Linked DNA regions of Homo sapiens: region 1 is linked to region 2. The links are chromatin loops, found by intact Hi-C in ENCODE. Cell type or tissue: breast epithelium. All regions are shown on one strand. Each heading gives the region's core, and the rest is flanking DNA. Links, peaks and the distances in the headings are about the cores only.

Region 1 (4,381 bases), core at 208-4,207, 75 kb before region 2:
GGAAATGAAGGGGATTTGCACATCTTAGATCGTAGACATTTAGCATGCGATGGCATTTGGGAAGAGGTTGGAAAAGTTCAAAACACATAGAATCACCAAGTATGAAAATGTCAGCACTGTGAGATGCTAATGCTGGAAGGATCTTCAGAAACCATCTTGTTCCTCCACCCTTCCCTGTTCTTCCCTGAAGGGAAACAGAGGCCCAGCGAGGAGAAGAACTTGGCTCAGGTCTCACAGCATCAGGAGCAACAGGACTACAAGTTGGGTCTCCACACTTGGCTGACAGTTTCGGCATAGGCCACTCTCTGGGTAGGCATTAGGAGTCAGGGGACAGGGGAGAGAGAAGAAAAGGAGGGATCTAGGGGCCTGGGGACAGGCAGACAAGAGGTATGTAAGGCCCAGCCACTCGCTGATAAGAGACCCACAATGTCATTCCAAAGGGCTATTTTATCAAGATGTAATTTTCTCCGCTGCAGACACTATTTTCTTTCTCGTGCAGACTGTGCTGGCCTTCGCGATAAGGCGCCTAGACATGTTCACACTAAGGCAGCCAAAACATGAGGCAGGAGGAAAAAAATTCCCTTCTTAATCTCCCCCCACCCCAGCCCACTCCCCCCTCATTTCCTCTCATTCTCTCCAAGTTCTCATGCCCCCCACCCCCCCAGCTGGCTGGCCCCTTCCTGCCTTCCCGTAAGTCGGCCCAACGGAGCCAGGAAGGTATGTGGCCCAGCGGCTCTTCTCAAAGGAGAGAAGCATGGAGGGGCCTCCCCTGGGAAAAGAGGCCCGGGCCACAGGCTCTCCCATGACCCTGCAAGGGCAGGTGGGTTGGGGGGAGGTCTTGTTTACAGGCTTGCCCCTAGAATCTTCTCTCCTCTGTCCCCACAATCTCTGCAAATAAAACACAGCTCTCTATAGTTTGGGGGTTTAAGCTGGAGGTGATGAGAGCCTCCCCCAACCACAGATTCTCTGCTTCCTGACCCCTACTCCTGACCTCCAAATCCAGGGCTTGATAGAGATTCCTGGGGGAGGGGGTCACCCTGCCTACTTTCCCCTAAACACCCCCAGAGAAGAGATCTGGCCAGATAGGAGACCTGGAATTCTGATCCCGCAAATCCAGCAGTCACTGTGGGACTAGTCCCTTTTGCTCTCTAGGCTCTCTAGGCCTCAGTTTTCCTATCTGCTCACTAAGAAGGCTGGACTCAGATATCCTGGCCTTGAAATTCTACATCTGGCTTTTTCAGAAGACGACGTTCGATCCCAGGCCTCCTAGGTACTTGGCGAGTTGACGGACGGCCCCCATGTATCAGTGCCCCGCCCCTGCTCTGCTCAGGAAGTCCACCCCGCCCTCCACATCTGGATGGAATTTACCCCCCAAGGCAACTCAATTACCAGTGATCTGATCAGGACGGCTCATGTGTCAGAGGGGGCCCTGGTGAAGGTTGCTCTGCCAGAGATGAAGGTTCCTGGGCCAGTGATCTACCCCTCCCACAGCCCAGGGTACCTTCTTGAGGTCCCTGGGTCCCAGAATGGGTCTGGTGAGCAGTGTCTCCTGCTGAGCAAGGGTAGGGGACCCAGAAGAGGCTGCCATCTCCTGCACGGGCTCAGATCCCCCATGCAAAGACCCAAGTCAGGGCAAGGAGGCTAGAAGGTAAGGGAAGATAGTGTATGCATTTCACACCCACGGGCCCCATCATGTACCCAACCATTAGAGTTTGCAAGGGCTGGAAAGCCTCATGACTTCTGTCCACATTCTGGATTCTAGAAGGGGAACCTAGATGGTAGGACTGGCACCTGCTTGCAGGGCTGTGATAGTGAGGGTTGGGGACCTAGTGCTGTGTCTCAATAAACCTCCCTTGGGAAATCAAGACAATCCTGCTGTCTTCCTGTGGCTTCTGCTAAGTTGGCTAGTGGGGGACAGTGGGCTTTGGAGCTTCCTGTTTCTTCAAGTCTCCATTTAACGCCTCTTACTCTGAGCCCATGCTCAAGGACTGTTTTCTTAGACATTGCACCTCTCGGCTGTGTCCCATCCCTCACCATCAACATACACAGGAGGCTCAGTGAGCCCAGGAGTTCTGGGACATAGTGTGCTGTGCTGATTGAGTGTCCACACTAAATTTGGTTTTGTTGTTTTGTTTTGTTTTGTTTTGTTTTTGAGACAGAGTTTTGCTCTTGTTGCCCATGCTGGAGTGCAATGGTGCAATCTCGGCTCACCGCAACCTCTGCCTCCCAGGTTCAAGCGATTCTCCTGCCTCAGCCCCTGGAGTAGCTGGGATTACAGGCACGCGTCACCACGCCTGGCTAATTTTTTTATATTTTTAGTAGAGACAAGGTTTCTCCATGTTGGTCAGGCTGGTCTGGAACTCCCAACCTCAGGTGATCCACCCACCTCGGCCTCCCAAAGAGCTGGGATTACAGTTGTGAGCCACTGTGCCCAGCCAGGTTTTTCTGGTTTTTGTTTTTGAGACAGAGTCTCGCTGTGTCACCCAGGCTGGAGTGCAGTGGCATGATCTTTGCTTACTGCAACCTGCGCTTCCCGGGTTCAAGTGATTCTCCTGCCTCAGCCTCCTGAGTAGCTGGCACTACAGGCGCATGCCACCACCCTGGCTAATTTTTGTATTTTTAGTAGAGACAGGGTTTCACCATCTTGCTCAGGTTGGTCTTGAACTCCTGACCTCAAGTGATCGGCCCACCTCAGCCTCCCAAAATGCTGGGATTACAGGCATGAGCCACCGCACCCAGACCACACTAAATTTGGCATGAATATAATGACTTCCTGGGGGTAGGAAACCACCCGGTTACCTAAGGAGGGACAAACTTCCCTGTATCAGAAACAGAGTGGGTCAAAACCCTCACACTCCTCAGTAGTGGGATCTTGCCTGTGAATACCCACTGCCCTCGCAACACATCGTGGTCACGGGTAGGGCTCGCCAGACCGAGGAAGCAGTGTCCCCCGCCCACAGAGAAACACACACTACCTCCTTCCATCTGAGAGTTTAACCAGGACCTCTCTGGCATCCAGCGCAGCAAATGTTCACGAATGCCAATTCAGAACAAGCACGGTGCTCAGCCCTGCTGCAGGGGGAAAGAAAAGACTGAGGCTGAGTCTCACTCCTCCAGGGGCTCATCCTGTCACCAGGGACAGAAAATGCTGCCCCTAGAGCCAGTCTGTGCTGCCGTGAAGGGCATAGGCTGGAGGTAGCAGGTTATACTCGTAGGACACACTTAAATACCCGCACTGCCACGGACAGGCTGGGGGGCTTTCAGCAAACAGTTCGGCCTCCCTACCAGCTTTCTGGGGTTGTCAGGAATGCGTGTATGGTGCATGTGAAACGCTTAGTACAGTGCCCGGCACAGAGGAAGTGCTCCATTAATGGCGGTTTTCTTATTATTTTATGAGATAATTAGTATCCAGATAAGTATCCAGATATAGTATCCAGATAAGTATCCCAGTACCTGGGAAACTTGCTATTGCAGAGCCCAGCCCAGAACTCCTACGAAACCCCCTTTCTAAAGAGGCCTCTGAACTGTTACCAACAGAGAGTTCCATGTGCAGAGACAACACAACTCATGGACTTTCCACATCAGCAAGCTGATGGTGGCGGTGGAAGGCAGGGGCCGCTGATGGTGGTGGGGAGGGAGGGGTCCCCAGAGGCCTGAAGGTGCAGGCTGACATGGTGGGGGGTCTGGCTTGGGAAGGAGGGGGAGGTTGAGGTGGGGCCAGGTTCACAGGGGCCTTGAATCAATCCCCTCTAGCCCCTCATATGGCCGGGGGACCTGCTGTCGGTTTATTGCAAGGGTGACGACAAGGACACGGAAGCGCTTGTTCAGGAAGCTGATTCTGGGGCCGGATGCAGGTTACACCGAGGGCCACCCATGGGCAAGGAGGCCTGTCAGGGCCTGTTGCAACCCAGACAGGATTTAATGCCAGGATCCATTCTCAACACAAAATTCCAGACAGGGAAATCACCATGTACCGGGCGAAGCCCCTCTCACATCCTTTAATATCACGTGATGCTCACAGTTGAGTGAAACGACGATCTCTGCTTCACAGGTAAAGAACCAGGTCCTTAGAGAAGGGACCCCACACACTTGCTAGTGGCATGGTGAGGCCAAGAACCCGGGAAGCAAGCTTCTGCATCAGTGCCCCCTTTTTCATGGATGGTTTGGGGGTGCTCTTCCTGGCAGGGGCCAGGAAAGTGACTGTTATTGGCTGTAGAGACACCCAGTGGTATGCGGTGCTGAGTAGTCTTGGGACCAATGCTGGGGCCAAGTACTGAGTGAGCCCCAGGAGGGTGACCCGCACTGGCTCTGGAGTCAGGGAATCCTGGTTGGAGGCCCAGCCCCCTTACCACCAGTGTGGCCTAGGGAGACATCTAAACCT
Region 2 (4,381 bases), core at 200-4,199:
AGCGCCGTGTGCAGAAGTTCACTTTCGAGTTAGCAGCCAGCCAGCGGGCGGTGAGTAAGCCACCATTGTGCTCATGGGGAAAATGAGGACCACAGAGAGCCACTGGTTAGCCTAAAGTCAAACGGTAAGCCAGGCTGAGGACTGTGATGTTCCCATCAGATTAGGCTCCTGCCTTTCAGTGTGATCCTTGAAAAGTGTTATCTTTTTAGGCATCTCTCCCTGGATACAGAACAAAGTAAACAAAGTGGATTAGGGGGTTGAGGATAAGCCGTGGAGTGAAGGGACTCTGGCTCCTACCAAAAAAAAAAAAAAAAAAAAAAAGCTAAGACAGGCATGCACTCTAGGCTAAATTTGCAGCAGGCTGGATCTAGTTTAGACTTGGGCCTGATCTAAGATGGAAAATGTAGAATGCCCTTTTTTCTTCTTCCCACCGGAGAAAGGAAAGGCCATGGAATAATCTGCTGGTGGAGAAGAAAGGCAAGAAGGGTTTTTCCCTTGGCTTCAGAAAGGCAGCAGGCAGTTCCAGATACTTCTAAGGAAGCCAGGGCTATTCCATCCACCCTCCACTTAATTTCTGGGCTAGACAGGAGGCAACTGAGAGGGAGTGATGTGGCAGAAAAATAAAGATGGCAAAACACCCGCCTTTGCTATGTGCCTAAGACAATGCTAGCTAAGCACTTTGCAGGTATCTCATTTAATGCTCATAGACCCCTCTGAGGAAGAGATCTTCATCACCATCATCCTCATTCTATCGAGAAGGACATTGAGGCTCAGGGAAATTAAGTATCTTGCCCGGACTCGGCATTACAATAGCAATTAACATATATCGAGTATTTCTCGGTCCCAGGCACTGGGTTTAGCGTTGTAAACTAGTAACTCATCCTTGTTCCCCGATGATGGGCGTTAGGATTCTTGCCTCCCCCCGACCTTTTTTTTTGGTGGAGGGAGAACCCTGGTCCCCTGCCCCGCTGAGCTTCTCTGCGGTTTATTCTACCCCCTCGTTCCCAGATGCTGGCCGGAAGCGCCAGGAGGAAGGTGACTGGAACAGCGGAGTCGGGGACGGTGAGCGTGGAGGGGAGCTCCCTGGAAGGGAAGCTGGGGGAAGGGGAGCGCGGCTGGGGGCGGGAGGTCGTCGGTGGCCTCTGAGAACCCGCCCCTGTGCCCAGGTTGCCAATGCCAATGGCCCTGAGGGGCCGAACTACCGCTCGGAGCTCCACATCTTCCCGGCCTCACCCGGGGCCTCACTCGGGGGTCCCGAGGGCGCCCACCCTGCAGCCGCCCCTGCTGGGTGCGTCCCCAGCCCCAGCGCCCTGGCGCCAGGTGAGTGGCCTCCTCGGGTCCCGGGACCAGGGCTGGGGGGCCTGAAGCATGGGTGTGCTCCCCATGGGGCAGGAAGAGCACCCAGAAGGCTAGTCCGCCCCCTTCCCCAACACACACGCGCACGCGCGCACTCCCCTCGCCAGACCACGAGCCGGAGGGGCGCCGCGCCCCAGGTCACACAGCGAGTCAGCCAAGGCCAAGACCAACCCGCGCTGCGAACTCGTGGCTTCCTCACTGCAGTCCTCCGTGTTTCCTGGGATGGGGAGGGGTCTCCTGTGCTGGAGCAACTGTGGCTTCCCATTCCCGCCGTCCTCTCCCCTAACTCCGATCTTCCCTCCTCCAACCGCGTCCGCGGAATGGGGGTGGGGCGAGGTGGGGTTGGGGGCTGAGGGTGGAAGAACGGAGGCGCTCCCTTCCCCCCGCGCCCCTAGGCTATGCGGAGCCGCTGAAGGGCGTCCCGCCAGAGAAGTTCAACCACACCGCCATCTCCAAGGGCTACCGCTGCCCTTGGCAGGAGTTCGTCAGCTACCGGGACTACCAGAGCGATGGCCGAAGTCACACCCCCAGCCCCAACGACTACCGAAATTTCAACAAGTAAGGCGGGGCGGGCAGCCCGGGGGACAGACCGGGAGGGGCGGGAAGCCAGTCACAGCCACAGCGGGAGCCTGCGTTTCCTGAGCACTTTCTGCAGGCCAGGCTCTGTCCCCAGCGCTTTCTATTCATTGACTGAGCTCTGGCTGGAACAGCGCCTCCGCACCTGGTAGGTGCTCAGTTAACGTGGGAGAAATGAAGAGTGAAGGTGCCGCACATCTTGGATATTCTCCAGGACATGGTGGGCGGGTGCTATGAGTTTTCCTGTTCTGCAGATGAAGAGGCTGCGGCTCAGGAATATGAACAACCCGGCCAAAGCCACAAAACAAGGAAGCACCGGCAGGGCCGGGATTCAGGTCTGGGTTTGTCTGACTCCAGAGCCCAGTGCCTTGTTCTCCATGGCTGCTGTGTGCTACCTCTTTGATGAACATCTAGATTTGTGTCCTTCTCTGAGGGGTCCCCAGATTTCAGCAGTTCGAGGCCAGCTCAGCTTTTCCTTTCACCAATGGCCTAGAAGAGGCCAACAAGGTAGCTTTGAGGCTGCCCCAAAGTGGAGAGTGGCAGTGAAACATTGGACGCCAGAGTGAGGGCCACAGCGCAGTGGCCTATATGGGTTTAGAGCGTGAGGCCTCCACGTGGACTTGAATGCAGACCCCAGGCCTGCCCGTGTTGACCTTGGGCAAGTGACTTAACCTCTCTGAGCCTCCATTGCCCCACCTGTAAAATGAGGGGTTTATAGTACCTGCTTCATAAAGTTGCTATGGAGATGACACGAGAAGCCATAGGTAAAGTTTCTGGCAAGTAAGACACTTGCAACAAACAATAGCTATTATTGTTGTTGTTGTTATTATTATTATTTGAGACGGAGTCTCACACTGTCACCCGGGCTGGAGTGCAATGGCGCAATCTCAGCTCACTGCAACCTCTTCCTCCTGGGTTCAAGCGATTCTCCTGCCTTAGCCTCCCTAGTAGCTGGGATTACAGGCGCCCACCACCGTGCCCGGCTAATTTTTTGTATTTTTAGTAGAGACAGGGTTTCACTATGTTGGCCGGGCTGGTCTCGAACTCCTGAACTCGTGATCCACCCGCCTTTGCCTCCCAAAGTGCTGGGATTACAGGCATGAGCCACCGCCCCCGGCGTATTATGATTATTATTTACAGCTGAGATGAAGTTTGGACAGGGGAGAGCTTGAAAGGGATACATTTACCATTCTGCACTGAGGGCCTGAAAACAAACCATAGGAATCAAGACAGGAGCTTGGCACTGGGGGAAGGCCTTGGGCTGAGGAGTGCATGTTAACTGCATTGGCTTCCTTGGTCTGGTGCTATTTTTGAATATGCTCCTCTGGTTTGGGCTGCATTTAGTGAGGAAAAGGGGAGTCCACAGAGAGGACGCCACGGTCCTGCTCTTCTGGCATTTGCTCAGACCACACGTGGAGACTGGGTCTGTCTAAGACAGACGGGTGGGCGCCAGAGCCTAGCTAGGCCTGGAAAATCAGCACATATGAGGAAGGGCTGAAGGAACTGGGGGTGATCTGCCTTGAGAAGAGACAGCTCCAGAGGGATGTGACTGCCCTCAAATATCTGAATAGGCAGAGACTTCCTGATGGGAAGAATTGGGCTTAGCATGCGCTGTGTGAGTCACGAGCCATTAACAGACATTCTGGAGTTCCCTGGCAGGCAGGACTGCCCTATCTCCTCCTGGGCCCTCAGACCCTGCCTGCCCAGTCATTTGAAACCTGCAGCAGACATTCAGTCCTGGCAGGCAGCTTCCAGGCTGGGCCACTCAGGTTGCATCTCCCACTGATCTCATGCCTCATGTATGACAGCAAGGCACATTCCCACCAGCAGAAAGAGGCTCTTAGGGAGCCCTGCATCCAGACCTCTTCTGAGGGAGAAAGACCAACTGAGGCATAGAGAAGAGAAACAGCAGTTTGGGTGGCCAAGATGTGCTCAGCTTCCAGGGTCCTGGGCTCCCAGTCAAGGGCCTGACTGTGGGCCTTGCATGGCTTGGACACCACCCAGCCTGTTCCTGTGAGGCCTGGCTGTTGCCACCAAAACTGGGGTGGTCCAGGCAGAAATGCTTTCCTGGCTGGGACTCAGGCCCTGGCTCAAGGTTTGTCTTTCCACCCCAGAGGCAAGCACTCTCCTCTTCCCACTGGTCCCAGGCTGCTGGAAAAACAACACAAGCAATGATTTTTATTTTTCTTAAAATTAAGAAACAGTATTAAGGCCGGGCGCAGTGGCTCATGCCTGTAATCCCACTTTGGGAGGCCGAGGGAGGCGGATCACTTGAGGTCAGAAGTTCAAGACCAGCCTGGCCAACATGATGAAATCTCATTTCTACTAAAAATACAAAAATTAGCTGGGCTTCTTGGCACACACTTGTAATCCCAGCTACTCAGGAGGCTGAGGTGGGAGAATCGCTTGAACCTGGGAGGCGGAGGTTGCAGTGTGCCGAGATCCTTCT

What was found. A loop is a pair of places that touch in the nucleus more often than their neighbours do. Peaks named below come from ENCODE experiments on the same cell type or tissue, not always from the same donor. Only the 100,000 strongest peaks of a DNase experiment are listed, where the experiment ranks them.
Region 1: it touches region 2 in a loop (10-fold over the local background); 1 of 110 quality-filtered maps calls a loop at or near these places.

What each region holds. Positions count from the first base shown.
Region 1 is chr5:150,595,197-150,599,577 of GRCh38, forward strand. It overlaps a transcript of SYNPO not described here. Among named protein-coding and RNA genes, the nearest start is that of SYNPO, 43 kb to the right of the region's middle. In breast epithelium, for the core only: no CTCF peak of the experiment used is centred there; a DNase peak (open chromatin) is centred at 3,828; H3K27ac peaks cover 2,861 bases.
Region 2 is chr5:150,670,589-150,674,969 of GRCh38, forward strand. It overlaps MYOZ3 (myozenin 3), which reads left to right. Exons shown (of 7, transcript NM_001122853.3): 3 at 1-50; 4 at 1,009-1,062; 5 at 1,167-1,320; 6 at 1,752-1,914. MYOZ3-AS1 (MYOZ3 antisense RNA 1) reads right to left here and starts at 1,881. Exons shown (of 4, transcript NR_186487.1): 1 at 1,528-1,881. In breast epithelium, for the core only: no CTCF peak of the experiment used is centred there; a DNase peak (open chromatin) is centred at 2,203; H3K4me3 peaks cover 1,713 bases; H3K27ac peaks cover 3,601 bases.